2 separate regions of the Homo sapiens genome follow, and region 2 is linked to region 1. Evidence: read pairs that join two places in POLR2A ChIA-PET (ENCODE). Cell type or tissue: B cell. All regions are shown on one strand. Each heading gives the region's core, and the rest is flanking DNA. Links, peaks and the distances in the headings are about the cores only. Region 1 holds the start of HOXA13 (homeobox A13). Region 2 overlaps SNX10 (sorting nexin 10).

Evidence for each region. ChIA-PET counts read pairs that join two places held together with the same protein. Peaks named below come from ENCODE experiments on the same cell type or tissue, not always from the same donor. Only the 100,000 strongest peaks of a DNase experiment are listed, where the experiment ranks them.
Region 2: POLR2A ChIA-PET joins it to region 1 with 5 read pairs; 1 of 35 experiments calls an interaction of 5 or more read pairs at or near these places.

What each region holds. Positions count from the first base shown.
Region 1 is chr7:27,198,820-27,214,403 of GRCh38, reverse strand. It overlaps HOXA13 (homeobox A13), which reads left to right and starts at 14,313. Exons shown (of 2, transcript NM_000522.5): 1 at 14,313-15,248. The coding sequence starts at 14,327. It overlaps HOTTIP (HOXA distal transcript antisense RNA), which reads right to left and starts at 13,983. Exons shown (of 3, transcript NR_037843.3): 1 at 13,883-13,983; 2 at 11,766-13,781; 3 at 7,145-9,692. RefSeq lists enhancers at 2-750, 751-1,500, 3,056-3,556, 3,557-4,057, 11,442-11,966 and 2 more. In B cell, for the core only: no CTCF peak of the experiment used is centred there; DNase peaks (open chromatin) are centred at 12,923, 13,353, 13,793, 14,483 and 3 weaker places; H3K4me3 peaks cover 2,093 bases; H3K27me3 peaks cover 3,542 bases.
Region 2 is chr7:26,328,266-26,343,849 of GRCh38, reverse strand. The region is part of intron 1 of SNX10 (sorting nexin 10); the gene reads right to left. Among named protein-coding and RNA genes, the nearest start is that of SNX10, 44 kb to the right of the region's middle. RefSeq lists an enhancer at 7,902-8,417. In B cell, for the core only: no CTCF peak of the experiment used is centred there; DNase peaks (open chromatin) are centred at 6,409, 7,709, 8,419, 9,479 and 1 weaker place; H3K4me3 peaks cover 3,927 bases; H3K27ac peaks cover 4,000 bases.

The DNA of each region.
Region 1 (15,584 bases), core at 10,509-14,508:
CTGTTCTCCATGCCCTGGGGCTGCAGCAGCGCTGCCAGGCCCCAGAAAATGCACCCTGGATCCCACACAAGTTTTTTTTTAAATGTGTCCCACACTACTCCTCGAGCGCCCAGTAGTTTGGTTTGGTTTTGTTTTAAATCATTGGCCTAAAACGAGTCTTAAAATCCAGTCTTTTTCTAAAGAGAAACGAGAGGACACAGGCCCGCGTTGCGCTGAGGGTCCCGGCAATGACTCCGGTGGGGTGCCTGCCCGCTTCCCGCAGAGAAGCCCTCGGGCAGGCGCCGGCAGCATCCTCTCCCCTGCGTCTCGAGGGCCGCCCTTGAGGAGTTTCATGCCCAGGGTCGCGGAACCAGTGGCTCCCCAGGCTGTCACCCGGGGTGAGCGCCTGCACCACTCTGCGGCCTTGTTGATTTTGTCCTAAAAGCCTGAGCGAAATGGAAATATGGGGGGCAGGGGTCTGCTGTTGGCTTGTGAATGCTCGCCTTTGTCCCTCAGGCGGTCGGCCACCAGCCTGGCATTCTGTCCCTGCACTGGTCACTCTCATTTGGCAGGCGGGGCCGCAGACTACATAGAGGAAGTGTGCCGCGAGTGGGGTTAGGTGCCAGCACGAGGCCTTACAAGGTTCCCGGATAGCCCTGGCGCACGCCTTGGCCATCATAGAGGAGGGAGGGGGACCTGACAGGGCGCGGACGTGCCGGCCCGAGGGTGGAGGCGGGGGTCCCCCATCCCAGCTGTTCTCCTGGCCCTGCAGCACCCGGGACCCGAAATAGCAAGTTCACCCTGGGTCACACTTGCGAGAACCAACCCGCACCCCACCCCAGAAAGGGCTCAGTCCGCACCTTTCGAGAACTGCTCGCGGGCCCAGGGAGTCGGCCTAGCGGTCACATTTCAACCTGGAGCAGCTTCGGAGGAGTTGAGTCTGGGGAGCAGGGGAGAGCGACCTGATTGGAAGGAGGGTGCCGAAGAGCCCTGGACAGCGGGAGTGCCCGACCCTGCCCAAGAAGGGGCCTGCCCGCGGCCGCGAGGGCTCCGGGCCACCAGCCTCAGCTGCCACCCAGTGCCTGGCCAAGACGCAGGGCCCGGCCTCCGAGGGCCGCGGGCACCGGGGACCTGCGTAGGCCTCTCCGCTGCGCTCCTCTGCGGGGCGCCCTCTCCCTGGCGCGCCTCTGAACCTGGCATCGAAGCCGCCCGATAGATACTTCGAACAATCCGGGAGAGAAAGAAAAAGAACTCAGTTTGCCCGCGTAAACGCTGCTAGTAACTCTCAGAAGTTTCCTGGTTTCTCGTAAAGGTGGCCGGGGCCGTTTACAGTAAGAACGGAATAATGTTTGCGACTGTACGACATAATTATCTCCAGACTTGCCTCTACCCCGCCCCCAGCTAGGGTTTTCACCAGCGAAAGCGGCTAATGCATTTGCACACATTAAACATCTTGAACGCATAATTACAGGCTGCAGACAGGCTGGACAATAAAATATCTCGGCTCGATATTTTTGGAAGCCTTTTGTGATGGTGCCTGGAATAAATAACAACCGCTTTCTATGTCCTCAGCCATCTAACTGCAGCCACCGTTATTTCAGAACACCCCCACCCCACCTCGGAGGGGCAGAAGTGGGGGACTTCAGCGGAAGGGTGCGGTCGCCTGAAGAGGTCTCCTGAGCCTCGGGTGCGTGTGGGCTTGGAGGACTGGAATAAGAAGAAAATATGTTCCAAGCCCTGAGGGCCCTCTTCCTCATTAGAGGCACACAAGTGGGGCCCTCTAGGCCCCACACCCTCTGGGCGCGTGCCCTCCCTGACTCCCTACGCCAAGACTAAAAAATTTGAAGACTCAGACCACATGTTCCTACCTCACAATCTCTCTAAAAAGAGCCTCTCTATACTGAACCGGCTCCTGTCACCTGAGAAATCTGCTGGAAAAGAAAGCTGGATATTGAAGCAGCAAGACCCAGAGGAAGAAGCTGCTGGTTAGTCTCTGGCTGGTTATTTTCTTCCACAGATGCCTGGGACCCTAGCTTCCCTTGAGTCTTAGTTGCTTTGTCTGTAAAATGGAGATGATTGTAATAACCTTGGGACCAACCTCACAGGTTGTTAGGAGGAAGCACTTAAAAATTTTTTTATTGCCATATAACTTACGTATAGCAAAGCATACAAATCTTAAGCCCCCAGTTCACTGAATTTTTATATATGTATACATTTGTGTAACTACTACAAAGATCAAGATAAAGAGTATTAGCAGCCCCCAGAAGGCCATGAAGAAGCACTATGAGAACTAATTTTAGACAGTGATAGTGTTATCTCTAAGTCAAGAGATCAACAGGTCAGTCTAGTATGTGGCCCTTGAAGACACTTGATAGTGTCTTCAAGACAAGAATTGACAAACCAAATATACATGTCAAGGGGCTGTGGGAATCTCTGGTCTGGAGGAGCATTTGTGGGCCTTTTCTGCAAACCCCTAGGCACTCAGGGATTGGGGGAAAATTGAAGATCAGGCTTTAATTCGTTTTGAGACAACGCATTCTCTTTTGTGAATGGCTGGGGCTGGCATGTTCATTTACAAGTTAGGGGTAAGCCCAGAGAGAGAGGCCTGAGAACCTCTCCCAGGGGATGGAAATCTGAGTTGATGTCCGTAAGACTAAGATTCAAGCCTTGGGGTAACTTATTTCAGTGTTCTCCCCTGAATCCAAGGCTGGTATGATGTGTGGAGGAAATTCCCCAAAGGAATATGTGGCCATGAGATACATAGGGTAACCAGTTTTCTGAAAAGTATAACCTCAATAGCTAATACATACAATTGGTGCACTTCACAAACACTACAAAAAGATTTTATAGAAAAAAAATTCTCTACTCAGATCCTCTGAACACCAGTTCTTCCCAGGGGAAGCACTGTTACTGATGACTTGTCTGTCCTTCTAGCCCTTTTGTACATTCCTTCTTTTTTAAAAGCACAGTGGTAAGCTCTCACTACATATGCTGCCCTGTTCTTGGAGCTTTTCCTAAATACTGCCCATGACAATTCTCCATGACAGGTATACTGGCTCAGAAAGATATGCTCATCCCAGATAAAATTGAAGCCAACCTTGTCTAGCCTGACACACAGAAGGGCTGCTTTAGCCTGGGTTCTAGATCCTGGCCCACAGTTAATGGGTTTGGTGACCTTAAAAACAGTCAGCTAACTTGGCCGCAACATCATTACCAGCACCCCCTTTCTCCCTAGGGGAGCAGAGCCATGGGGAGGAGGCAATAAGGCACTGACCATGACTAGACCTTCAACCAGTTTCTGGAGTCAGGGGAAATTGAAAGTGCTTCTTGGAATTTTTAACTATTCTGTCTAGCAGCTATAAAAACTGTGCTCAGGTCATTAGCCCACCCTGAGTGTCTACCTCCGATCCCATTTCCTTAGTCCTCTTTGGAGCTCGATGGGGTGGCCCTGGGCCTGGCCCCCACCCAGGCCTGACAGAGGCAGGAGGGTATGGCGGGGGCCTAGGGCTTTGCCCCAGACCTTGGACCCCGCAGCGTCTGCCAGGAGACGTCGGAGGAAACGCTTTTACCACCTGGGCGACCTTGACTGCAGCCGATTAAAGTTTAATCCGAGGTGTGTGCTCAGACTTGCCATGTTATTTAAACACATCAAAGGTCATAAAAAGATTCCAATGGCGTGAGCCGCTCCGACGCGGGCCCGCAGGGAGCCAGCATTTGATTCTGGTGGATTTCCAGAGCCAGGATTTAGAGCGCAGGGCGGGAAGGGGAGTATAGGAAAAAAAGGGAAAAGCCAGCTTTCACAGAGGAATGCTAGACTTCAAAAAGCGGCAGGGGAAACCGAGTCTCGGCCCGAGGAGCAGAGACAGCGCCCTTGAGTTCCGATTAACTGGGAAGACATCTAGTGGGAAGAGGTCGCAACTGCAGCGGTGTCCTGCGAGCATCCTCCGCCGCCGCCCACAGCGACTGCAACCTCCTGGATTGGATGGGGGTGGGAGGCCTCAAAGAGAAGCCTCTCTCTCCCTGGCCTCCCCGTCGACAGTGGAGTGCTTACTTTATTGCCTGCGTGATTGCAGGGCTGGGTCTGGGTTCCCACCCAGGGCAGAGACGCTATTTCCACCTTGACAAGAAAGATCTAGCTGTCCACCGAAAGCACAGGGCCCAGGATGCCTGGATTCCCATCTAACTCTTCCTGGGGCTCCTGATCCTAATGCGGGCAAATCCCTGGAGCGCCCATATGTAGGTTCTCCTGGAGGGTGCAGAGTGGCTCTGGGGACCAACAGATTGCTGCAGAAGTTAAGTGAGTCCAGAGGCTGGCATGCAAAACCGCTGGAGCTACAGACTGCTGCCCACGAGGCCTTTGGCAAAGCACAGGAGCCTAGCTTCTTAGGATTCGAAGGTGACATTTTCCCCATCTCTGCCGTGGGGCCATCTGGCCAGATCTGATCCTGGCTGCCTTCTTGCATCCAGATTCTAATTTCTGTGAAGGATTGGCCTCTCTCACAACCCCATGGAAATGAGCCCCACATATAGAGAGCTGGCTCTTATCTGAGCTCCTCTGGCCCCACCAGCACCTCCTAACCTTATGGCCAAAAGATAGAGAATTCTGTGCAGGCCTCTCCATGTGCCTCTGAGATGCTCACTGCAGGTTCTCTATTGGGTGCCTTCGCCTGCTTCAAATGGGGTCCGCCTTGTAGGGGTGTGCCTCCTTGCTGACCACTTTGGCTGAGTCTGAGTCTGAGTTCTCTCCTTCAGTCTTTTTTTTTTTTTTTTTTTTTTTTGAGACAGGGTCTCACTCTTTCGCCCAGGCTGGAACATAGTGGTACTATCATGGCTCACTGCAGCCTCAACTTGCTGGGGATCAAGCAATCCTCCCACCTCAGCCTCCCCAGTAGCTGGGACCACAGGCACATGCTACCACACCTGGCTAATTTTTGTGTTTTTTAAAGAGACTGGGTTTCTCCATGTTGCCCAGGCTCTCTCAGTCTATTAGTTGTGGCATTAGATCATCCTAGAATTGTCAGGAAGAGTGGCACCAGTATACTCCTTTTGGGAATGATATAGAAGGCCAAGGAACCATGCTCCACATTTCAATGTATGAATCCCAGGACATTGTGGAGCCCCCACAGGCAGCTCTACCGATAGAGTTTCCAGGGCTTCTGTAGGAGGCCCCCCACCCTGTCATGCTCAAGTCTCTGGGACCTAGCATCGGCCAGGCCTCTGGGAAGCGGCCTCTTCCTTTTCCATTTTACCCATCAAGTTGCCTACCCATACTCCTCCAGGGTTCGCACTCTCCCTGATTCTCAAATGAAGGCTTAAGGGACCCTGTTCTTTGGCTTTGTTACACAACCCCCTACAACCCCCACCCCCCTTGAAAAAATGGAAGAACTGGAAATAGTGGAAGAGGCCATTCTAGCAAATGCCTTGAAGCCCTTCACTGAGACATTAGCCGTCTCTTATCACTCACAGAAGTGTTTCCCCAAAGGGGTACAAGGGCTATGACTCCTTCTGTGCTCCCACCAATCACCTAATGGCTGGATAAACCTCAGGTAGGAAGACTCCGTTGTTTTATTTAATCAGCTACAGACTATTAAAGTAGCAGTGGGTAAGGGCTAGGGGAAGAAAGGACTGCAGGTGGGCTAACCAGATTTAGCTTCAGAAAAACTGAGACCCAGATCATGTCACAAGTGAACCTGGGATCCAAGGGCCTGGATCAGTCCAGGTCACATGCTGAGTTCCAATGGGCTGCTGTGTGAGCTTGGAGCAGAGCTGATCCCTTAATCCTCTCAACCTGAGACAGACAAACATACACACACACACACACACACACACACACACACACACACACACACGATCCAGAAAGTCCCCTCCCAGCTCACCTGGTTAGGCCCACACTGGACCCCTGTCTGGATTCCACACCCCCAGCCAAGCAACCCTGCTCTGCTCCCAGCAGAAATCACAGGGACTTCTATTCCTCAGGGTGACAAACGAGTCTGCTTGCTCTTGGTGACATCAAATTACTTTGCACCAGCCTAGGGTCCCATGACCTGACATAACCTCACATTAGATCCTAGAAATGTAAAGAAATATGGCCTTTTAAAAGTGGCTGAGAGCAGGTAATTGCTAGCAGGCTTGAAGGGTTGTCCCAAGCTCAGCTCGCGACCTCTGCCTCCGAAGCTGATACCAGCAGGAATTCATGCGTTTGGACTCTCTATGGGCAGAAGGTCGAGCCTGCATTTAACTCTGGACAATAATCAGGTTCTTAAAGCCCAGATTGTTTTTGTGCAGTTACAGAAATCACAGGGAGGCTTTGGACCTAAATGGCAAGGAACACTCGACAGTGGCACCGCCCCCACTGCCCCCCAGCCAGGCTTCCACAAAGAACAGGCTTCAGCGGAGAATGGGCTTCTGCTAAGCTTTAAAAACAGGCCTTCTTTGAGCTGCTGTAGCTTAAATTTTTGTGGAGAATTACAGTTTCATTGCTTCTTATTCTTCTCCCTCCCATCTCTCCCTTCCTCTTTGTCTCCTGGCTTGTCTGTGGCTTCTCTCTTCCCCTCTCCCTCTTCCTCCGAATTGTTTGACTTCTGCAGTCCCCACCCTTACCCTGACCCGAGCCCTCACCCCTGCGGTGAACTCCATCTTAGGATCTGGAGACATGGGACCCTTAAACCCACCACTGTGCCCAAGGCTTGGTAGGAGTCAATCTTGCTGATACCCCACAGACAGTGGGCAGAGAGCTCATGGCTTCTGCAACATATAGTTGGAGTCGTTCGAGATTATTGTAAAATATGTACACACACTTTCTTCTCTTTTTTAATTTACATACCCCTTATGAGTTTCATCAAATAGCTCTTTTCTAATACCATGAGAATTTATATGCTTAGTGTAAAAGCATCCCAGATATTTAATCACTACTCAAAAAAATTAATTAAGAAACCATAAACAACCCAAATACAAAATACTGCCATAGAAAAGATGATCAGTATCCACTCAGACAAGTGGGGTTAGAATTTATTAAGCAGCCGGGTAGTGTAAAAGTTGTCAAATTCAACCGTGTGCTATTTTCTGTTTTTACCTTTTTGCTTTCTGAAGTTGCCAAGCCTTTCAGTTAAGTCACTTTCAGAGTTCGACAGGGAGAATCATGCTCGTTGTAAATGAGACTACCAGATTAAAACAAAAGAAACCAGAACATCTTTATTCATTCTTTTTTAAAAATAATCCCTTATTGCTAGGGGGATATTTTCAACGCATGGCATTGAATTTCTTCCTGAAAACTGCGGTTGCTCTGATAAGCCATCAATTCAGTGCAAACTTTCCTAGTTTAATCATTAGAAATTTCTTTTGTGTTTCTACCAGGGGAGAAGTTGTGCTGAAATGAAATATAGTCATTTACCCACTAATAAGTGAATATGTGTTAATTTAGGACACACTAAGGACTGAGGTATGTTTTTTGTGTTCCTCCATAATTCTGATGCAGCAATAGAAATTTTCTATTAAAGGACGATTCTCTCATATAAAAAAGTAACATAAATCTTCCTCTTTCATATGTAATTTTTAGAAAGATGAGACAAGATTTTTAGGCAAGATGGGTCCACCCCTCAAACCCCTTTTTTGTCCAGCTTACTCCTGGGTGAACCCTCAAGCTTTTTCTAGAGTTTCATTGCAATAACCCAATTTCAAGCCCTTTTACTCAATCTTGAAATATAACAGATCTTTGAAATCCTATGGTGGGGGTGAAATGATGTGATGCTATCTGGGATTTACTTTAAAATACTAAAGATAGAGAGAGAGGAAGTGGATAATAAAACACTGAAGATGAAATTATAATAGGGGTCAAAACTTGGAGATGGGTACCTAGGGGTTTGTTATGCTTGTGTGTGTGTTTGACAAATTCCATAATAAAAGGATTTTTTTTTTTAAATTGTATCGGGCAAAGGTGGAAAAACTATCCCTGCCAAAGGGCTACCAAAAAACAAAAAAGTGGTCTGTTGGTTAGCACCTGTAGTTGCCCATTCCTAATTCTTGATTTCCAGAAACAGAAAACGACCTTGCTCCCTTTTCATTTCTCTGGAGTCAGCGGCCAACCTTGATGCTTTCTTTCCGGCAAACTCCCTCTCCCAACCCATAAACTGAATATCTAAACCCAAGGTTGGAGTATGATTAATGGAACTTCCGTACTCAGCTCCCCTCACCAGAGTGTAAATACCCATACAAACTAATATCAAAAGTTCTTACTGAGCGCTTCGTTTCCCTGAGAGCTGGGCCGAACGGGGCTGGAGCCGCGGGACAAAGGAACCGCGGCTGTTCCTTGAAAAGTGCTGGGTGCTCTAGACCCGCTCAGTGAGAGTCCCTGGAGCCAGACGGAGGTTCTGGGGAGGACATGCGAACCTGGCAACGCCAGTCCAGGACTCACCTTCCACGGAGGGCAGGTGTATTTACCAAGCCACAGGAGAGGGAATGGTGAGGGGTCGGAAAAGTAAGAGTGAGTAAGGAGATGCGCCAGCGAAGTATGTCACCAGCCTGGTCCGACAGGGTGAATTTTTTTTTCGTAGGGCTGGGTATGATGCTTGTATTTCACCCACATGACATTGGATGCGCACATTCACTCTGTGTGTGTATGCACGTTTGATGCGTGAATATGCGTGCATATCAAGGCACACACATCGTTATGATTACAGCATATAAAGTGCCCATAAAACTCTGATCACACCTCAGTGTGTACTTGAAGGGGTCCTGAGTTCCCCTTCCTCGTCGCTGCGCTGGTGAATTTCCTTCCCTCCGTCGCGTTGTGCATTAAGAATTCGCAGCTGGGAACAGGGCCGTGGGAGTTCTTAGGAGTCTAGGGCGAGATGGACCCCCGCGGGCCCAGGCCGCCTGGCTGCCTGCGCCGCTTTCTCAGCGAGAAAGCCGAGCCCGGCGGGGCCAGGCTTACGTGCAAACCCCCTCCTTCCTTCAAACGCTCGAAGTCTTCAGTGTATTTGTTGACTTAAAGAATGCACTGCCCAGTCCTGGTTTCCTGTTTTGTTGCGGGCGTAAGCATCAAGCTAGGGTGGGGTGGGCGCTCGCGGGTAAAATTCCTTTGGGCCAGTGGCAGCGTCGGGTACAGAGACCCCTCGTCCTTTTCCCGTCGCAGCCGCACGGAATTCTCCGGGCCGTCCCGCGCTCGCCCAGCGCCCCGGCTGAGTGACCCGCAGGTCACTTCCTGGGTGGCACGGGCCCCTGCAGTCCAGCAAGCCGGTGTCCCCCGCGGGCTGGCCGCGCACTGCGAGAAGGCGTTTCCTCCTTCCAGCCGAGCCCTTCACCAAGCTCCCTCTGCTTCTAACGCATGCTCCGGTCCTTTCCGCGAAGGCTGTTTCCAGCTCCAGTGAAGAGCGATCAGTGGCACTGTCGGGGAAAAGAGCTCTTCCACCACCACGGCCGCTGCCGCGGCTGCCGCCGGCTTCGGAGTCACTTAGGCCTCCCAGAGCCGAGTTTTGGAGGACGGAGTTTGCGCCAGCTCTGAGGAGTCCGGGCGCGGCTGGCCAAGGCTCTGCAGTGGGAGATGCTCCTCATGGGAGTCTGGAACCTGGTTGTTCTGAAATGGTGTGTGTGGGGTGGAGGTCTCCTTGCTCAGGGACTCTCTGGGGGAAACAAGGCAGGGCTGTACTCAAATTGGAGTTTTCCTTGGGCTCCTGCCGTCTTTTCTGAGTCCCTGTGCACTAGTGGCTTTGTGGTACCTGAAAAAACAAAACAAAACAAAAAACTCTACAGGCAGCAGGAGAGCTGCTCCTCCAAAAACCTGCTGTCCTTGAGATCCACCCCATGAAGGGATCTTAAAGGCAAAGTGGGGGTCCCTGTAGATCTTCCTGGACCTTGCACTTCCACTTTCACCATGTTAACATTTGGTCACCACAGTGACAATAGCCCAAAACTATCCCACAGCCTCAAGCCTTTTACTGCCTTATTATTGTTTCAAATGCACAAAAATCTGGAACAAAAGGTTGAGTGAGTGACTCGATGCACCATTTCCCTGTCCGCTGGCCAACTTCAGCCCAGATCTCAGGACCTACCAACCCTTTCCCCTTAAGAAAGAGGGTACAGCTTCTACCTGATGGGGACACTCAAAATTCCCTCCATAAGCAGAGCAGTCCCCCACTTGCTCCTTTCCCAAATGATCTGCTCAAGTTTGGCTTCAGAGGTGCTACACTGTTTGACGATTTCGTCTTTTCTCTTTCTCTCTCCTCAGCCCCTCAACCAGTTTTTCCTCTGGATCTTTCTTCCTTTGCCATTATCTCTGTGCCCCAGCCCACCTAGGGTGGGAGAGAGAGGGTTAAGATGTTCTGCAAAAGTGGCTTGTAAAGCTGCTTGGATACATTAAAAGCACATGAATATCCTGAAATACAAAGTGTCTTTAGAATCAACCAAGGAATGTTTATCCTAGTGCTGGATGGATGCAAAGAAATAGTGCCAGGGAGCAGTGCTGACAGCCTCCTCAGAGTTAAAGTGAGAGCAGGTAAATTTCATTTGCTAATGAAAATCAAGCTCGATTAAAACCTGGTTTCCCTTTTTCCTTTTCTTCTCCAATGCTGGGAGCCCAGAGCCGCGTGGACCAGGCTGGCATCCAGTTCCCCACCCAGAAAAACCTAGCTGCGGTTTTTTTCTTCAGTGAGAGGTTTTTGGGCAACCAGTCCCTGCAGGGCACCCTGGCCTACCCCAGGAAGTAAGAAGCCTTGTCAGCCAAGGCATTTTGGAACACTGAGAAAGGCTCTGGTGATTCCTGAAATAAAGGCCGTGCTGCAGAAACTACCCTCCGGTCCTGCCTGCACTGCCCTCTCAGGGCTCCTCCGGGGAAATCAGTGCACCAGACAGTACCTGGGAAGTGACTGCAGCCTCTCCCACCTCTCCCACCTCTACTCATGCAGCCCTCTGCTTGGCTGTCATGCCTAAGGTGCCACCGCTGCCGGCCGATCCTAGTGGGTGCCCTGGCTTCCCCAGTCTAACCCAGGAGGAGCCTGAGAATATAAAATTATCAGGTTGAAGGTGCCTCTGCAATCCTATAGGAATTCCTGAGCCTGGAGAACAAAAAATCAGAGGGACAGACAGCTCAGAAGATCAGGACCCACTACCTTGGCAGGCAAGCAAATCTTGACCTTGCCGTTGGGAAAAGAGGAAAAATGCTAGGAGGGTCTGTGCTTGCTTCCCAGAGCACACCCGTCTCAATCGTCCTCCAAACTTTCTTTTGCCACAGCAAGTCAGTTTGTTGGCTGCCTGGCAGGGAAAGAAATCATATTGGGAAACATTAATAAATATCTTATCTCCCTTAGCAGAAGACAGGGAAGGAAGATTATTCTTGCTTAAAAGTGAGTAGAAATTCTGAAACTCAGACCCAAATTATTCAGAGCTCGTTCTCCTTCTATAAACGACCTCCACTGATTGGTGGCTACAACTCAATACTGACAGGACATGCAGACATTTGAAAACAGTGGGGCATGCCAGGACGCCATGGACATGTCTGGTAGAAAAATAAGATACATGTTGAGATCCAAGACAAGAAGAGAACAAGCAGGGTGCCTTCCTCTAAATAAGCATGTCTTGAGAGGGGTTTTTTTTTTTTTTTTTTTTTTTTAATGATAGGGACACATCGGGGAACTAAAAAAAGTCCAGATAAATTTGATCAATAAGGTGCACCATAAATCTCAAGAATTCAGTCCCCAAGCTTTTTCTTGGCGAGAGCGCCACATTTAAGGAGCAAAGCTTAATTTGAGATGCAATCCAAAGCCTTCCCCCAGCACCATCCCTCTCAGACAAACCTGCTTGTGGCTCCTCGGCCGACAGATGAAATCTTGTCTCACCATTTTTGGTGAGGAGGGACCCAGTCGTCTGTGGAGCTGAGACCCTTTCTCTGCGCGCAGGGTTCGGGGCTACGGTGAAGTGGGAGGGGGAGGGAAGAATGTGGAGCTGGCCTTGGCCGCCGTGTGCACCGGCAGCTGCGCCATGGCCAGAGGTGAGCTGGCACAGGCGCCGGCTAGTGGGGGCTCCCCAAGCTGTGTTTTCGTTTTTCCGGGTCTGGCCGGAAAACCGAAGAGGCTCAAAGCCCTGGCTGAGCAGGGCGGAGGCAGAGAAGAGTCGGTAAACACCGCCCCAAAAACCCCACGAAGGCACCAAAAAATTCTGGGCAGCCGAACAGAGTCAGAGGCGAGAATTTTAAAAAGAGAGAGAAAATTAAGAGTGAGGGGATGTGGGCAATGGGCCTTTTGCTGCTGCCTGTGTCTCTACGCTCGCATGGCAGTTCTCATGCTGGCTGGACTGCAACTTTCAACTTGACCTTGGCCTCCAGCCGTGTCTGACCAGTATGTAAAACCGCCTTCAAGTCCCCAGGAACAGGGGCCTAGAACCCTACTCTGTCTCTTTGTCACTGTGAGTTTTACAATGCCACTTGGAGGGAGGAAGGGGGGTGGTGAAACGGCCAGAAAGTAACAGAAAAATCAAGTCCCTACAGAGGCTAGTTCCTGAGTCTGCAAATGGCCAGTCAGGGAGAAGGTAAACTGGGGGCAAATCAATATTTACCCAGAACTGCTAAAAAGTCAAGAAGGAAAGGGCACACTTGGTGGGGGGGTGGCTGGTGTGGGGGTCATAGAAGGTTTTATTGGGCGACACTTACATTGGTCAGGACAAATCCAGGATCAGGACAGATAAAAGCCCAAGCCCAGCCACATTGGTCTGGATCCTGCAGGAAGCCCAGGGGCCTTAGACAGCAGATGGTGGGGTGTGTGTGAGGGGTGGTATGCGTGCTGCTCTGAGTTTAGGGCTGAGTGTGCAAGCTAGGAGCAGAGGACAGGTCCAAGCCTGGCTTCTCACCAGTCCGCCTGGGGTGGAAAAGAATCCAGCACTCTCCCCAGCACTATTCCGGTAATGTGCCCACTTTCACTTTGAACGCTTGTTCCTCTTCTAGGCATCTGACCAGCTCACAGTAGTGAATCAGGAAGTGGAAGTATGTGGCTCTAAAGCAGCAGGACCCCCAGAACCCCTCGACAAAACATGGCAGCTACAAGACGGGTCGCTGCTTGGTTCTTCAGCACCAACACCCTACCATGCTCCCAAGAAAAGGTTGCATTTCCCAGGCACAGAGGAAAGGCTTCTTGGACTGGTTCTTGGGCAAAGAAGGACTAGGCACCCTCTGCAGGCTGGAGATCCTACTTGAGGGGAAGGCAGGAAGTGGCCCCAAAGAGCCCCTTTTTCTTGTCCCAAAATAGAGTGAAATAGCGGGTTCCCAGATTCCTGGAGAGTCAGGTCCGGTCCACAAAGAAGCGTGGCTTTAGGGCCCAGAAGGGGGGTTTAAGTCCCAGCCAGAAGCACAGCTGGGGCTTGTTCCTCTTAAGCCCCTTCCAGAACTAAGCCAGCCATACTGGCGAGGTGGGAGCATGGATGAATGGTGCACAGGGATCGCTCGCTCTATCTCAAAGTCTCTGGAGGAGGAAGCGTTGTTACCAGGTCAGAGCAAGGATCAGGCTGTATACCTAAGTGTGCGAATGTGAGTGTGTCAGTGTACACTGTGTGTGTGTGTGATGAGTCGTTCTGAGTCTATGGGTCTAAATGCAAACATATGAAATTGCTCACTAACAGTGTGGACAGGGAAGGGATAGGGGCTCCTAAATGCAGTCCAAGCCTCCAGTGGAATGTCCTGGGACCCAGGCATATCCGCAGGAACCGATAAGCAGCAAACACCCTGCCACTGTTTCCCTGGAAAGAGCAAAATCGCAACTCCATCGAAGCCGAAGGCGCCGATGTCCGTCCTGTGGTCTCACTGCAGAAATACGCGCCGGTTCCTGGAAAGAAAACAGTCCCAGAGGCTCCAAGAAACACCCATTCTGAGCTAGGCTGGTCCCGTCCTCCCCACTCTCCCATCCCTGACCGCCGGCAGAATTACCTGACCTGTCCCCACTGCTCCAGATCGCAACCCAATCGCGCGCCCACCTCCCCTCCCCGCCTGGTTGCGCGGGTCTGGGCCCCACTGGGATAAAGGAAGGGAAGGGGGGCGGAGATGGGGCCGCCTTCCTTCCCTGCCCCACCCGCACGTTCCTCCGCCTCTCCCCCGGGTGAATGGTGCGCGGCCGCGCGGCTGGCGCTGGGGACGGCGCGGGCCGCGGCGGGGACGACGGGTGCACCGTGCAGAGCTGGAGTCGGAGCCGCCCGCTTTGCATACGCCGTGGGCGGAGCGGGGGGGCCGGGCCAATGGGCGGCCGCCTGGCGCGACCCCGCGGGGCGCGATCCGCCCCCCTCGCTCGGGCCCCGGCCCCGCGCCGCGCGCTCTTCACTTCTTGGGGGCTTTTTAAAACAGCGCCACTGGGGTCTTCTCCATGCGGCTCGGGCTATGACAGCCTCCGTGCTCCTCCACCCCCGCTGGATCGAGCCCACCGTCATGTTTCTCTACGACAACGGCGGCGGCCTGGTGGCCGACGAGCTCAACAAGAACATGGAAGGGGCGGCGGCGGCTGCAGCAGCGGCTGCAGCGGCGGCGGCTGCCGGGGCCGGGGGCGGGGGCTTCCCCCACCCGGCGGCTGCGGCGGCAGGGGGCAACTTCTCGGTGGCGGCGGCGGCCGCGGCTGCGGCGGCGGCCGCGGCCAACCAGTGCCGCAACCTGATGGCGCACCCGGCGCCCTTGGCGCCAGGAGCCGCGTCCGCCTACAGCAGCGCCCCCGGGGAGGCGCCCCCGTCGGCTGCCGCCGCTGCTGCCGCGGCTGCCGCTGCAGCCGCCGCCGCCGCCGCCGCGTCGTCCTCGGGAGGTCCCGGCCCGGCGGGCCCGGCGGGCGCAGAGGCCGCCAAGCAATGCAGCCCCTGCTCGGCAGCGGCGCAGAGCTCGTCGGGGCCCGCGGCGCTGCCCTATGGCTACTTCGGCAGCGGCTACTACCCGTGCGCCCGCATGGGCCCGCACCCCAACGCCATCAAGTCGTGCGCGCAGCCCGCCTCGGCCGCCGCCGCCGCCGCCTTCGCGGACAAGTACATGGATACCGCCGGCCCAGCTGCCGAGGAGTTCAGCTCCCGCGCTAAGGAGTTCGCCTTCTACCACCAGGGCTACGCAGCCGGGCCTTACCACCACCATCAGCCCATGCCTGGCTACCTGGATATGCCAGTGGTGCCGGGCCTCGGGGGCCCCGGCGAGTCGCGCCACGAACCCTTGGGTCTTCCCATGGAAAGCTACCAGCCCTGGGCGCTGCCCAACGGCTGGAACGGCCAAATGTACTGCCCCAAAGAGCAGGCGCAGCCTCCCCACCTCTGGAAGTCCACTCTGCCCGGTAAATGACGACCTATTCCCAGCCCTGGTCTTCCGGCTCTGCTCCAGCTTCTTCTCCGCTCGCACCCGGGCGATCCCGGGTGCGTTTCTGTTCTCTTCCTGGTCTGCCCTAGCGGCTCTGCACCCCTGGGAGCCCGAGCATGGCTGGCTGGGTCTGCCTGCACTGCCTCGAGTTGAGCTGGTCCCTGGCTCTCCCTGGGTGAGGGGTGGCTTGTGGAGACCTCGGCTAGCTTCCCTCTCCCTCTGCGCCCCGCCCTCCCCAGCCCCTGACACCAATTTAAGGATGAGAAATTGACCAGAAAACAGCTCCCCAAATTGCCCCTCCCTATTCATTCTC
Region 2 (15,584 bases), core at 5,739-9,738, 870 kb after region 1:
AAAAGGCCCTCTACACAGAAGGCCTGGGTCATGCCAAGGGGAGGAGGCCAGGAGGAGGAGCGGCTCAAGTCCGGTTATCATGGGATTCCTGCACCAGAGCCAAGTTAGCCGGTGGGTTCCACCATCTCAGGATCTGCCCATGCTCCCCACACACATCACGTGCTCCACACGGCTGAACCTCTACCCTCATACTTTCACCCTTTCCAGGCACCAGCAAACTCTGCCAGGATTCTGCACAGAAATCACTTCCCGGGCTCTCTGCCCCATTACACAACCGCGTGCTGTGCAGTCCCCTGGTGCCATTAACTTCGCTTGCATCATGATGTTTAGATACCCTCTGTCTCTCCCATTTGACTGAATTTCTCCACCAGGGCATAGCTGTGTTTCCTTGTGTAATTAAACTTCACAACTGTCCTGTGAGGATTTGAATATCCCCACTTCACAAGAAAGCGGAAGGTCAGAGGGGTTAAGGGGTTAAGTTGCCCAAGGTCACACTATGAAAGAGTGCAAGTGCTCAAGTTCCACTGCAACCAAAGCCAGTCTGCTTCCCTAGGGTGGCCTTCCAATGCCACAGGCTGCCTCCATGACTCTGTAATGTGAACAAATGGTTCAAAGTTGGGGTCTTAAATTTCCCCAAAGGGCTTGAGCTTTTCCCAGCCAGGCAGAACTCTGCAGTTCTATCTAATAGGAGTCTGATAATTGGCCACCTTAAGATGCTACAGACCAAGTCCAACTATGAAGTAGGAAACTGGCCCCGGGGGCTCACACCTGTAATCTCAGCACTTTGGGAGGTTGAGGCGGGCAGATCACTTAGGAGTTCAAGACCAGCCTGGATAACATGGCGAAACCCCATCTCTACAAAAAATACAAAAATTAGCTGGGCATGATAGCATGCGCCTGTGGTCCCAGCTACTACTTGGGAGGCTGAGGTGGGAGGACTGCTTGAGCCTGGGAGGTCAACGCTGCGGTGAGCCATGATCATGCCACTGCACTCCAGCCTGGGTTACAGTGAGACCCTGTCTCAAAATATAAAAAAGAAAATAAAAAAGAAAATAGGAAACTTGGGAAAGTTGAAAGCAGTTTCAACCAGTTGTTCCAAAACATCACAGTGAACTATCATGGTCAACCTCTAATACTGTAAATCTGTACAGTGAAAATGGTGATCATGTCATTTTCTAAGCTCTATACACTTCCATATTGTCTGAATTTTCCTAGTAACATTAATTTTAAACTTTTTAAAGTAATAATTATTTTAAATACAGTAAATAGCATAATGCTCTCAGAATAGTAATTTTAACATAAATTATTTTTATTTCATGTAAAATAAATAGCAAATTCAAATGTATTAAGAGATGCTACCTTTATGACACAAGAGAAAGTATCATTTGGTACTAGAACTTGCCATGGCATTTACTGGTGGGGAGAAGGAAATTCAATGACAGCGCAATTGTATGGTTTGAGATAAAAGGTCAACTGTCTATAATTTAGCAAACCAAAGCTGCCAATCAGAAATTGCTCCCTGAGGCCAGGCGCAGTGGCTCACGCCTGTAATCCCAACACTTTGGGAGGCCTAGGCAGCCATATCACCTGAGGTCAGGAGTTTGAGACCAGCCTGGCAAACATGGTGAAACCCCGTCTCTACTAAAAATACAAAAATCAGCCGGGTATGGTGGCACATGCCTATAATCCCAGCTACTTGGGAGGCTGAGGCAGGAGAATCACTTGAACTTGGGAGGTGCAGGTTGCAGTGAGCCAAGATCGTGCCACTGCACTCCAGCCTGGGCAACAAGAGCAAGACTGCATCTAAAAAAAAAAAAAAAAGAAAGAAGAAAGGAAAGAAGGAAAGAAAGAAAGAGAGAGAGAGAGAGAAAGAAGAGAAACAGAGAAAGAGGGGAGGGGAGGGAAGGGAAGGGAAGGGAGAAGGACAGAAAGAGAAAGAGAGAGAAAAAGAAATTGCTCCCTGACAAAACTAAGCCCTTTAGGTGAGTTGGAAAATTTTAGGTTTGTATAGATTTCCAAACTCCCCAGGCTACCTTATGTGTCTGTCATAATAATGCACATAGAGGGCTGGGTGTGGTGGCTCATGCCTGTAATCCCAGCACTTTGGGAGGCTGAAGCAGATAGATAATTTGAGGTCAGGAGTTCAAGACCAGCCTGACCAATATGGTGAAACCCTGTCTCTACTGAAAATACAAAAATTAGCCGGGCATGCTGGCATAAACAGCTACTTGGGAGGCTGAGACAGGAGAACTGCTTGAACCCAGGAAGCCAAGGTTGCAGTGAGTCAAGATCACACCACTGCACTCCAGCCTGGACAACAGAGCGAGACTCCATCTCAAAAAAAAAAAAATGCACATAGAGAATTCTTGTCTCACTGAAAGACTGTTATGCCAAGTATGGATATCTGCCTCCCAGTGTCCTCTGCTAGGCTGTCTCTAGAGTATTCTCTCTCTTCCACCAATGAAGAACCCCCATCACACCTGGATGGCCACCCATTCTCCTTCTCTCTTACCTTCATTGTAAGAATTATTATTTTTATTTTATTTCATTTTAGAGACAGGGTCTCACTGTCACCCAGGCTAGAATGCAGTGGCACAATTATAGCTCACTGTTGCCTCAGATTCCTAGGCTCAAGTGATCCTCCCACCTCAGCCTCCCTAGCAGCCGAGACTACAGGAACAAGCCACCATGCCTGACTAATTTTTTTAAATTTTTGTAGAGATGGTATATCCCTATGTTGCCCAGGCTGGTCTCGAACTCCTGGCCTCAAGCCATCCTCCTGCCTCAGCCTCCCAAAGTGCTCAATAACAGGTGTGAGTCATCGCACCCAGCCCATTCCAAGAATCATTAAATCTCACAATCAAGCTGGGCGTGGCTTGGTTTCCACATTGTTTGAATTTTTCATTTTAAAACAAAAAATCAGCCAGGGATGGTGGTGCACACCTGTATTCCTAACTACTCAGGAGGCTGAGGTGGGAGGATCCCTTCAGCCCAGGAGGTTAGGCTGCAGTGAGCTATTTGCACCACTACACTCCAGCCTAGACAACAGAGCGAGACTCTGTCTCTAAAATAAACAAATGAAAAAAGATAAAATCGCACAACCACATCAAACAACAGGAATGATTTCTCAAACCTGCTGGTGACATTACAGCTGGATACACACAGGCAGCAGACACATGGGTTATCCCCTTCCTGGGAAACATGGCAGTCCTGAAGACTCATCTGAGAGACTCGTGTATCTCTTCACAACCCCACTGCCCTGAGAGCATGGTACACAGATCTGCCCAAACCGAAAACTCGAGGAGAAAGCTTCCTCTATTTTCTACCTTGGAATACTTTTTCTATAAAATGCAAAATATCTATGAAGCAAAGATAAAATTCTATAAAGTACCACTTGGCAATCTTTTTCTGTAGAGGGTCAGATAGTAAATATTTGAGGTTTTGTAGGCCACAGGGTCTCTGCATCTCCTACTCAAGTCTGCAGTGCATAGTGAAAAGGCACTCACAGATGCCTAACTGAATGAACATGGCTGGGTTCCAGTTAAACTTTATCTACAAAAACTGGTGGCAGTAGTTTGCAGACCCCTACTACAGAGCAAGCCATTACTGTGCCTTCAGTACTTATATATACTATACCTTAATAATACCTTTCTGAGGTCAACAGGCCAAAACATTTGCAATGCTAGGCTTGGTCTATATGCCTATGGGAGATCTCACTGACAAGTAAACTACTGACCAAAAGTTTGTGGACTATACATGTAAGGAGTGAGAAAGGATCACATATTTTTTCAAATGATGAAATAAGGAATAACAAGTATGGTTTATATCATTATTTAAAAAAAAAACGGCAAAGACTTTTTCTAAATCTTTAGATCAGGTGCTCCCTGATTCATGAATCACTAATAAAAGCCAATTTAATTTTTAAACAAAATTTTTTGTAACTTTTTCTTTTGGCAAGATCAAAGTCTCAGAACCAACTATTTAAAAAAAAAAAAAAAAGATCGGCCAGGTGGGGTGACTCACGCCTGTAATCCCAGTACTTTGGGAGGCCAAGGCAGGTGGATCACAAGGTCAGGAGTTCGAGACTCCACCCTGGCCAATATGGTGAAACCCCGTCTCTACTAAAAATAGAAAAATTAGCCAGGCATGGTGGCAGGCGCCTGTAATCCCAGCTACCCTGTAATTCCAGCTACTCGGGAGGCTGAGGCAGGAGAATCGCTTAAACTTGGGAGGCAGAGGTTACAGTGAGCCGAGATCATGCCACTGCACTCCAACCTGGGTGAGTGAGACTCTGTCAAAAAAAAAAGAAAAAAAAAAAAGATCAAGCTCAACAACAACAAACAAAAACAAAGAAAAAAACCCTAAATGCCTGACTTCACCACTGTGCAACCTGGCATGTAAGAAAATTGCACTTGAACCCCATAAATTTATACAAATAAAAAATCCGATTTAAAAAATATGCAAGACCGGGCACATGCCTGTAATCCCAGCACTTTGGGATGCTGAGGTGGGAGGATCACTTGACCTCAAAGTTTGAGACCAGTCTGGGCGGCATGGCGAAATCCTGAAACCGCCTTTGCAAAATTATAACTGAGGAAATTATGGCAGTGAAAGAAATCAGACCTAACCGACTCCATCTTGCTTCTAACGCTTAAGATGTCCTTATTCATTCCTGGGCATAAGCTGAACTAACTTCGGGAAGGAATTCAGTTCATGGTTTGACTCTGAAACAAAACTGGTAACAGCCCTTTCCCGAAAAGACCCCTTTCTTGCCTGGGGTCCAGTCTGCCTTTGCAGAACTAACAAATTAGCTACAAGATTAGAAATTACAATTTAGGGGCCATGTAGTCTCTGGCTCCAAGGGTCTGAACCTTCCTAAATTGCTCCTGGGGATAACATCGTTATTGCAAAACCTAAGATCCATGCTTTAGATACTTTGCAGACCCTGCAACTGCACTGGAAGGATCAGCTGATATCACCCAGAGTGGTAATCTGGCTCAAGCAGTTCTGCCATCCCACCCAGGCACAGAAGACAGGAAGAAAACCTCATTTTGACCCCCCTACGATTCCATCTCCAACCTGACCAATCAGCACTCCCTACTTCCTAAGCTCCTACCCGCCAAATTGTCTTTAAAAACTCTAATCCGGCCGGGCCCAGTGGCTCACACCTGTAATCCCAGCACTTTGGGAGGCCGAGGTGGGCGGATCACGAGGTCAGGAGATCGAGACCATCCTGGCTAACAACACGGTGAAACCCCGTCTCTACTAAAAATACAAAAAATTAGCCAGGTGTGGTGGCGGGCGCCTGTAGTCCCAGCTACTCGGGAGGCTGACGTAGGAGAATGGCGTGAACCAAGATCACGCCACTGCACTCCAGGCCTGGGCAACAGAGCGAGATGCAGTCTCAAAACAACAGCAACAACGCTGGTCTCCCACACAGCGGGGTCTGCGTAAATTACTCTCTCGCCGTTTCAATTCCCGTCTTTATAAATTGGCTCTGTCTAGGCAGTGGGCAAGGTGAACTCATTGGGAAGTTACTATCCCACCTCTACAAAATACACAAAAATTAGCCAGACATGGTGGCATGTGCCTGAAATCCAGGCCACTCGGGAGGCTGGTGTTGTAGGGCTGCTTGAGCCAGGGAGGCAGAGGCTGCAGTGAGCCAAGACCATGCCACTGCACTCCAGCCTGGGTGACAGAGTAAGACTCTGTCTCACAGAAAAAAAAAAAAAAAAAAAAGGACAAAGGAATTGATAGACGTTTCTCCAAAGATGACGTGCAAAGGGCCAATAAACATATGAAAACATGCTCAACATCACTAATCCACAATGAGAAATTAACTCACACCCGTTAGGATAGATCCAAGAAACAAAAAACCAAAAAAGCATTGAGGAGGATATGGAGAAATCGGAACCCTTCTGTTGGCAGCAATGTAAAATGGTGCAGCTGCTATAGAAAACAGTATAGCAGTTCCTCAAAAAATTACAGAAAACTACCACATGATCCAGGAATTCCACTTCCAGATATCCATCCAAAAGAGCTGAAAGCAGGCTCTCAAAGAGCTATTTGTGGGTCCACATCCACAGCAGTATTATTCACAATAGCCAAGAGGTGGAAGTAACCTAAGTGTCCATCAATGAAATGTAATGGATGAGCAAAATGTGGTCTCTCCATACAATGGGTACCATTCAACCTTAAAAGGGAAGGAAATTCTGCCACATGCTACAAAAGAGGACGAACCTTAAGGACATTATGCTAAATGAAATAATCCAATCATAAAAAGACAAATCCTTTATTATTCCACTTACATGAGGTTTTCAAGGAAATTAAATTGATAAAGACAAAGTAGAATGGTGGTTGCCAAGGGCTAGAGGAAAGGGTGAAAGGAGCATTTAAGGGGGAAATGGAACATTCTTGTTTACTGATACAGAGTTTCACTTCTGTGAATGAAAAAGATCTAGAGATCTATTGTACAACAATGTGAATACACTTAACGCTACTGAAGTGTACATTTAAAAAGTGGTAAGGTCTATACACTAGTATGGTGTAGACCATGTGAAAAAAATAATAAAAATGGGTAAGATTGCAAATTTCATGTGTTTCTTACCACAATTAAAAATAAAGTTTTTGAAAGAAGGTCAATAATCTACTTAAATGTTTCATCTTGCTATTAACAGAAGTGCAAATAAAAACAAGTACCATATTTTTTTCTTTAAAATTAGAAATTTCTGTAATAATATCCACTGCTGGCAAGGATCATGAGAAATGGGAACTAAATACTGTTGGTAGGAATGTGAGCTATTTCAATATTTCTGAAAGATAATTTGGCCATATATTTCAAAAGCAACAATATAAATTGTTTATATTCTTTAACTCGATAATTTGACCTCTGGGAACTCAATCTAAAAAAATATCAGTGCTACATGTGCAAAATATTTGTACAGGAAAGAATGTTCAAAATGCAGTGTTTTTAAGAAACAATCAAAGAAAATGGAAACCTAAACGTCCATAAGCGGAGTAGAAAAAAAATGAATTATGTTCCATCTGCATGACAGACTACCTCATAGCCATTATAAATTGTTATAAAAGAATATTAAATGATCGGGGCTGTTCAAACAGTATTGTTGATTTTTTGTTGTTATTTTTTGAGACAGTCTCGCTCTGTCACCCAGGCTGGAGTGCGGTGGCACAATCTCAGCTCACTGCAACCTCCGCCTCCTGGGTTCAAGGGATTTTCGTGCCTCAGCCTCCCCGGTAGGTGGGACTACAGGTGTGCACACCAAGCCCGGCTAATTTTTTTGTATTTTTAGTAGAGACGGGGTTTCACCATGTTGGCCAGGCTGGTCTTGAACTCCTGACCTCAAGTCATCCACTCACTTCAGCCTCTCAAAGTGTAGGGATTACAGGCGTGAGCCACTATGCCCGGCCTCAAACAGTATTATTAAGTGATTTTTTAAAAGCACTTTTTTTTTTTTTTACATATTTACTTAAGAACTGGAGCTTATGCACAATAAAATTAAGAATTAACAGTAGTCATTTCTAAGTGGTAGGATTATGACTGATTTTTACTTCCTTTTTTTCTGTATTTCGCCAAAAGATTACAGTGCATTTGTTAAAGTTTAAGAACAAAACATGTTTTTTAAAAGAAAGTAAAACCTAATGTGCTCAGTTACTTTTATTATTCCCTCCCCACAAAAAACAAACAGCAGTCAAGTTAATTTCACTCTGTGTTTCACTTCCTCCCACAATGTTCAGCTATTTTTCTATTTAAATAAAAAAAATCACTGACTCCTTACTTTCATCTCTTAAGAATATTCCAGGCCGGGCGCGGTGGCTCACGCCTGTAATCCCAGCACTTTGGGAGGCCGAGGCGGGCGGATCACGAGGTCAGGAGATCGAGACCACGGTGAAACCCCGTCTCTACTAAAAATACAAAAAATTAGCCGGGCGCAGTGGCGGGCGCCTGTAGTCCCAGCTACTCGGGAGGCTGAGGCAGGAGAATGGCGTGAACCCGGAAGGCGGAGCTTGCAGTGAGCGGAGATCGCGCCACAGCACTCCCGCCTGGGCGACAGAACGAGACTCCGTCTCAAAAAAAAAAAAAAAAAAAAAAAAAAGAATATTCCATCTGCGAGGTTATTTTAAATTCAATGTTTAGTTCTGTGCCAAGTTTTCCCGTATCTGCTCTCAATACTACCTATGCCCTTGGCTCTGCACTGGACACATCTGTGGTGGTGCCAGGGCCCTCCCAGATCTGCTGGGGAAGAGCCTACCAAGGTCCTGCTCCTAGGGCAGATCTACAGGCGGCTGGCTGTCATGACCCTCCCCAGACACAGTAGGGAGGATCAGGGATGGATGTCTGACTCGAAAGAAGTCAGTCCACAGGCTAGAGGGTACCTAGGGCACAGCCTGGCACAAAAAGAAGAAAGGGCTGGGCAATGGCTCCCTCCTCGTACTTGAACCTAGGAAATATTACTACATTTGGTGGTTCTTTAAGAATGGAGGCTGGAAAGTGATGAAAGAGAAACTGGAGAGATAATGACATCACAGCTGGGGTTCTGAGGGACCAGAGGTTCTTGTGTTATACCCGTATAACACAAGTATATATGAGCCATGATGTAGATAAAAGACACTAAAGGCCACAGAAATTGGCCACCAGACAAGCTGAATCACAGGAGCCAGCTTCGGTTGCTGAAGTGTGCAGGCCTGCCTGGGGCCACTTTCCCAGTGGCTTCCGTGTCCAGCATCTCTGAGGTTCCCTGTGCACAGTGTCCTTAACATAAGCATCCCTTTACTCAAGGTGGCTTGAAGGTGACCCCAGTTTGGGCAATCAAAGGAACTCAAACAAAAAGAAAAAGAAATTAGAGCTGCACCAAAACATGAAAGCTGGGCTGAAGGCAGGCAGCCGTACGCTTTTGGGGAGGGCCTGCAGAGCAAGCAGAACCATCTGCAAACCAGGCCCAAATTGTCTCCCTCAGTCCCAGATTAGAACTAGAAAAGGCAAACCAAGATGGAAAAACAGCAGAACTCTGATATTCAGTTAAAGTTAGAAACACAAATAAAATTGCATTTAAGTTTTTCCACCATTCATCACAAAAGAAAAAAAGAGGATATGACAGCACATCTTTTTTTAAAGTTTATAGCAATCTAAAAAAATACTGGTTCATAGGACATAAATCAAAGAAACCACTAACTTGCTAATCTCTATGACATACAAGTTCCATTTATGGTCATGAACTTGATAGTAGGCCAAATTTAGGGTTTAAAATCCAAGAAACAAAAAAAATTACAGAATTTTAACCTCACAATTATTTGAATGTCATTTTGAAAAAGTGCTACCTGAGATGCAGACACTGAGAACATACCTGCATGTGCATGTTGGCCCTGACCTCCACCTCCCTTTGTACTCACTCACACTAAGAAGCAACCCAGTTACTAAACAGAATAAAAGGAAAGAAGCTGTGAAAAATTACATATGAGAGAGAGGAAATGACCACTGGCACAGGTGCTTCCTAACTCGTACTGTGACATTCTCTCTCTTCAAAAACTGTCCTTAAATGCTTGAGGTGATGGATATCCCAGTTACCCTGATCTGATCATTACACATTGTACATATGTATCAAAATGTCACATGTACCTCAAAAATACATATAACTATGATACAGCAAGTTTAAAAAGACAAAAAACAAAAAACTACCTTGACATCCCAGGCCAAATCCAAAAGCATTTTTCCCACCTCCCACTTTGCTTATGCTACCAAGGTTCTTTTAATTAGTGATTTGTTTGTGCTAATAATTTTCATCTTTTGGAACAGCAGATAAATCTCAGAAGCTGGGGGAGTGGTATTAGTGATTTAAATATTAGTGTTAATTAGTCCAATCGGATTGCCTTTGTATTAACCAGGAGCTATCTTCAGCTACTCACTCATCAGTCATCCCTTTCCACCACACAGGGTTTTGATTATGATGGGAAAAGGGGGAAATCATTGGTAGCTGGGTGCATGAAATTCTTTGAAGGCTGATGTATTCCTCGATGCCTTACCCAAGGATTGTGAAAAACCTGAGAACACAACCTCCTGAAGAACAGCAGAAAATGCCCTGCCCTCTCTCCTGCCAACAAAACATTTTTTCAATTCTACTCACTCTACCCCTTCACCTGGTAAGAGTAAGAAGTACTATCACAACTTCCCATCAAAGTACTACCTAAATATAGCATCAAAAGAATAAAATAGTCGGGTGCGGTGGCTCACGCCTGTAATCCCAGCACTTTGGGAGGCCGAGACGGGCGGATCATGAGGTCAGGAGATCAAGACCATCCTAGCTAACATGGTGAAACCCCATCTCTACTAAAAATACAAAAAAATTAGCCGGGTGCGGTGGCGGGCACCTGTAGTCCCAGCTACTCAGAGGCTGAGGCAGGAGAATGGTGTGAACCCGGGAGGTGGAGCTTGCAGTGAGCGGAGATCACGCCACTGCACTCCAGCCTGGGCGACAGAGCCAGACTCTGTCTCAAAAAAAAAAAAAAAAAAAAGAATAAAATACCTAGGATTACATTTAACAAAAGAAGTACAAAATGTATACTCTGAAAACCACAAAACATTGTTGGAAAAAATTAAGAGATCAAAATAAACAGAAAAACATACCATGTTCATGAACTGGAAGACAATTTAACATCTTAAAATGGCAACACTGCCCAAAGTGATCTATGGATTCAAGCACGATCACTATCAGAATCCCAGATGTCTTCTTTGTACAAACTGACAAGCTGATTTTAAAATTCATAGGAATTGCAAGAGACTCCAAATAGCCAAAACAATCCTGAAAAAGAAGAATAAAGCAGGAGGATTCCCACTTCCCAATTTCAACTTACTACAAAGCAACAGCACTCAAGGCATTGTGGTATTGGCACAAGTACAAACAAACAGATCAAAGGAACAGAATTGAGAAATAAACCCATAGGTTTATTTCTGTCTAGTCAATTGATTTCCCCAACAAGGGCACCGAAACCACTCAATGGGGAAAGAATCATCCTTTCAACAAATGGTGCTGGGACAAGTAGATAGCCACACGCAAAAGAATGAAGTTGAGCTCCTACCTTATACCACATACAAATATTGACTGAAAATGGATCAAATACCATTTTGTAAGAGCAAAAAACTATAAAACTCATAGACGAAAACACAGCAGTTAGTCTCTATGGCCTTGGATTTGGCAAAGGATTCTTTGATATGGCACCAAAAGCATGAGCAACAACAACAAAAAAATAGGTAAATTAGGCTTCATAAAAATGTAAAACTTTTGTGCTTCAAATGCCACCATCAGAGACAACCCACAGAATGAGAAAATATTTGCATATCATATATCTAAGGGACTGTGTCTAAACTATATCAAGAACTCTTACAACTTAATAAGAAAAACACAAATTACCCCACTCAATAACAAGCAAAGTATCCTGAGCAATTTCTCCAAGGAAGATATACAAATGGTGAATAAGCAAATGAAAAGATGCTTGATATCATTAGTTACCAGAGAAATGCAAATCTAAACCATGGTAAGATACCACTCTACTCCTACTAGTCTGGTTAGAATTAAAAAGTCAAATAATAACAAATGCTGCCAAGGAGGTAAAGCAATCAGAACCTTCATACACTACTGGTGGAAATAAAAAATTGTGCAGCCCCTTGCGAAAAGTCTGGCAGTTTCTTGAAGAATTAAATATACAGTCACCATTTGACTTGGCAATTCAACTCCGGGGTATATATATCCAAGAGAAATAAAAACTTGTATATGACTATTCACAGCAGCATAATTAATAACAGTGAAAAGTAGAAACAATCCAATTGCCTATCAACAGGCAAACAAAATGCGGTATATCTACTCAATGGAGTATTATTCAACAATATAAAGGAATGAAGTTCTGATACATGTTACAACTTGGATAAACCCTGAAAACATTACAATAAGTGAAAGAAACCGGTCACAACAGTCTACATATCATATGACTCCATTCACATGAAAGTCCAGAATAGAAACTTCTACAGAGATGGAACATAGACTACTGGTTGCTTGTAGCTACTGGGACTGGGACTGGGAGAAGAACTTGGTGGGTAGGGGAGAGACAGCCAAAAGGTACAGAGTTGCTGCTTTTTGAGGTCATGAAAATACTCTAAAAGTGACTTTGGTGATAAGTGCACATATCTGTGAATATACCAAACACCAGTGAGCTGTATGCATTTTATTTATATTTTATTTTATTTATTTATTTTTTGAGACAGGGTCTAGCTTTGTCACCCAGGCTGGAGTGCAGTGACACGAGCACAGCTCACAGCAGCCTCGACCTCCCAGGCCCAAGTGATCCACCTACCACAGCCCCTCAAGTTGCAGGGGCTACAGGCATGGGCCACCATGCCCAGCTAATTTTTATATTTTTTGTAGAGACAGGGTTTCACCATGTTGCCCACACTGGTCTGGAACTCCTGGGCTTAAGTGATGTATCTGCCTTGGCCTTGCGAAGAGCTGGGATTACAGGAGTGAGCCACCACGCCCGGCCTGTATGCACATTTTAAATGGGTGAATGTACTATATGTGGATCATGTATCAATAAAGCTGTTTTAAAAACATGCTACCTGAAACCCGAAGCCTAACCCATTTCTTTATGTTAATACATCTACTTTTTTTTTTTTTTTAGTTCTCTTTTTTTATTAGAGACAGGTCTCACTCTGCCACCCAGGCTGGAGTGCAGTGGTGTGATCACAGCTCACTGCAGCCTCAACCTCCCAGGCTCAAGCAATCCTCCCACCTCAGCCTTCCAAATAGCTGGGACTATAAGTGCATGCCACCATGACCAGATAATTCTTAAGTTTTTTTGTAGAGATGAGGTTTTGCCATGTTGTCCAGGCTGGTCTTGAATTCCAGGGCTCAAGTGATCCTCCTGTCTTGACCTACCAAAGTATCGGGATTATAGGCGTGAGCCACCGCACTCAGCTTAGTTCTGTTTTTTTGAGAAAGGTCTTGCTATGTTGCCCGGCCTGGTCTCAAACTCCAGGGCTCGAGCGATTCTCCTGCCTCAGCCTCCCGAGTAGCTGCGACTACAGGTGCATGCCACTATGCCTGGCCTCACCCATTTCATTCACAACCCTCATGTCCAAAACACCCTCCTCCTATGAGCCACAATGTCTGCCCAGGCTGAAGGGCCTCCAAGCAACATCCATCCTCTGGGGTTCTCTCATCTCTACCTGGATCTGACTCCGTCCTTCCTCTGCCCTCTCCTCTTCTAACCCTTCCTTCCACTATGCCTCGGGAACTCATGCCAGGGCTGCAAATGCCCCAATTCACACCCATCTCAGCAGCTTCATCTTAGCTGCACCCCGGCTTCTCCACCCGCCCCTCCCTGGTAACTCTCCCAAGTACCGGCTGCTCAATCCTCATGTGCTCCCCTCTATCCCAGGACCAGCAGAACCCAAATTGTCCTGGTCACTGTTATCTCCAGACAATAACCTACCAAGAAGTACCTAGAACCTAGGAATGTGACCAACCTCCTCCCCCTCATTTCCTAGCAAGACCTGCTTCTCTCCAGCTTCCTGCTCCTCATGCCTGTGGCTTTGCCGACCCCTCCACACTGACTTCCCCACTTTTTCTGACCTCCTACAAGGAGGGCCTTGATCATGAGTAAAGCCCTAACATTCCGGGCTCTTGCCTTAGCCTACCTCCTTCATTCCTGTTACCTAACCCTCTGCTTACCAACCCCCATGTGGCCACAGCCCTGGCCATGAAATGTAAGGCTAGAAGTTCCCTCTGACCACCAGGGCCTGCCCTTCCTGATCGCACTTCCTCATTCTCACCCAATCGGCTGTTCCACTTGAATGAAACCACTAGAGCCCTGACCCACCCTTCCCATCTCCCTGTGGACCTCCCGTCCTTCCACTGTGTCACATGCCCTCCCTCTGCACCCTCAGCTCCCTGTCCCACTGCCACACGAGCCACTTGTATCTCAGGGCCCTGAACCTGGATCAACCTAACATTTGTCTCCCCTATTTTCTCTCCTGTGCCGCCCACCACTGAAGAAAAATCCCGCCACGTCTGTGACTGGCTCCATGACCAGGTTACTAGTTTGCATCCTCCTCCCTTTGTAACGCTGTGATCATTGCCTGATGCCTTGTTCCTCAAGCAGGTTCCTCAAGCAGGTACACGGTATCAGCAACAAACACCACGTTACAAAGGGAGGAGGATGCAAACTAAGCAAACTAACGCTTGTTGAGTGGGAATCCAGGGTTCAGGAGAGAAGATCCCAGCAGACTCATCACTTACATAATAGTGAGAGAACACAAAGTAAACATCTAAGCAAATAAATGAACAAGATAATGAACAAGCTTAATGAGAAAAACAAAACTGGGTGATGTTTTTGAGAGTGACTACCAGGACTCGGTGAGGACTACTTCATATGTGGGTGGTCAGGGAAGGCTTCTCAGAGGAGGTGACATTTGAGCTGAAACCCGACAGAAGAAAGGAAACCAGGGACAAAACAGTCTGGGGAAGGAACACTGCGGGAAGAGTGGGCAGTGTGTGCCAAAGCCAAGGCCGAAAGAGCCTGGTATATCTGGAGAACAGAAGGAAACCAGTGTGCTGGAGTATGGGGGATGAGGGAGAGGATCTCAGAAAGAGAGATGTGGGCCGGGTCACACCGGGCCTGTGGACCACAGTGAGGAATGTGGAAGCCACTGGGGCACTTTCAGCAGGTGCATGACCTAACCTGACTTATGTTTTAACAGGATCCCTCTGGCTGCTGGGTGTGGAACAGACTGTAGGGGGCCAAAGCAGAAGCAGGGAGACCTGTTTGGAGATGACTAATGGTGCAGGCCAGAGGTGATGGTGGTCCAGACTGAGAAGCAGCAGTGGAGGTGTGTACAAGGGGAAGGAGGTATTGGCGTGTTTCCTCACTTATGCTTATCCAGTGGAGGGGAGAAAAATGAGGATGGGCAGCTATAAGGAGAGAGGAACCATAGCATGCATTCAAGAAGAATTCTCTGTGAGACATGTTGCAGGAGAAGGAGACAAACATTCCATGCAGCCTGGGGCCTGCAGCGAGGCCCATGATGGGAAAGAAGGCATTCTCCCCACTTCTGTACTGCCTACCCAAGGGCTGGCCTTGAAGTGCACAGACAGTGGCATATTCTTGGTGGGGCACATGGGCAGTTTCAGTGGTGAGGCATCACATGTGGCTTCCTAGCAGAAGCCACAGATTCCCTGTTGCCTTCCACTTTAATCAGGGCACTTCCCCAGTGGGCCACTGGCAGCCCTCTTCCCTTCCACTCTACACTCATTCTCTGGTTTGGCTACTTCCACTCCCATATCATGTACAAAGGTGTCCAGAATCAGAACTGCCTTTGAGGGTGAACTGGCCACCTCCTAGCGGTCTCTTCATGCGGACATTCTGCACACACCTCAAACTTACTGTGTCCAAACCAGGCTGGTAGACACATGATACCTTCTCCCTGCCCATCCACACCCTAGACAATTCTACTATCTTCTATGTTGCCCATTTTAATTAATGATGTCAGCATCCACACGGTGGCTCAAGCAAGAATCCTG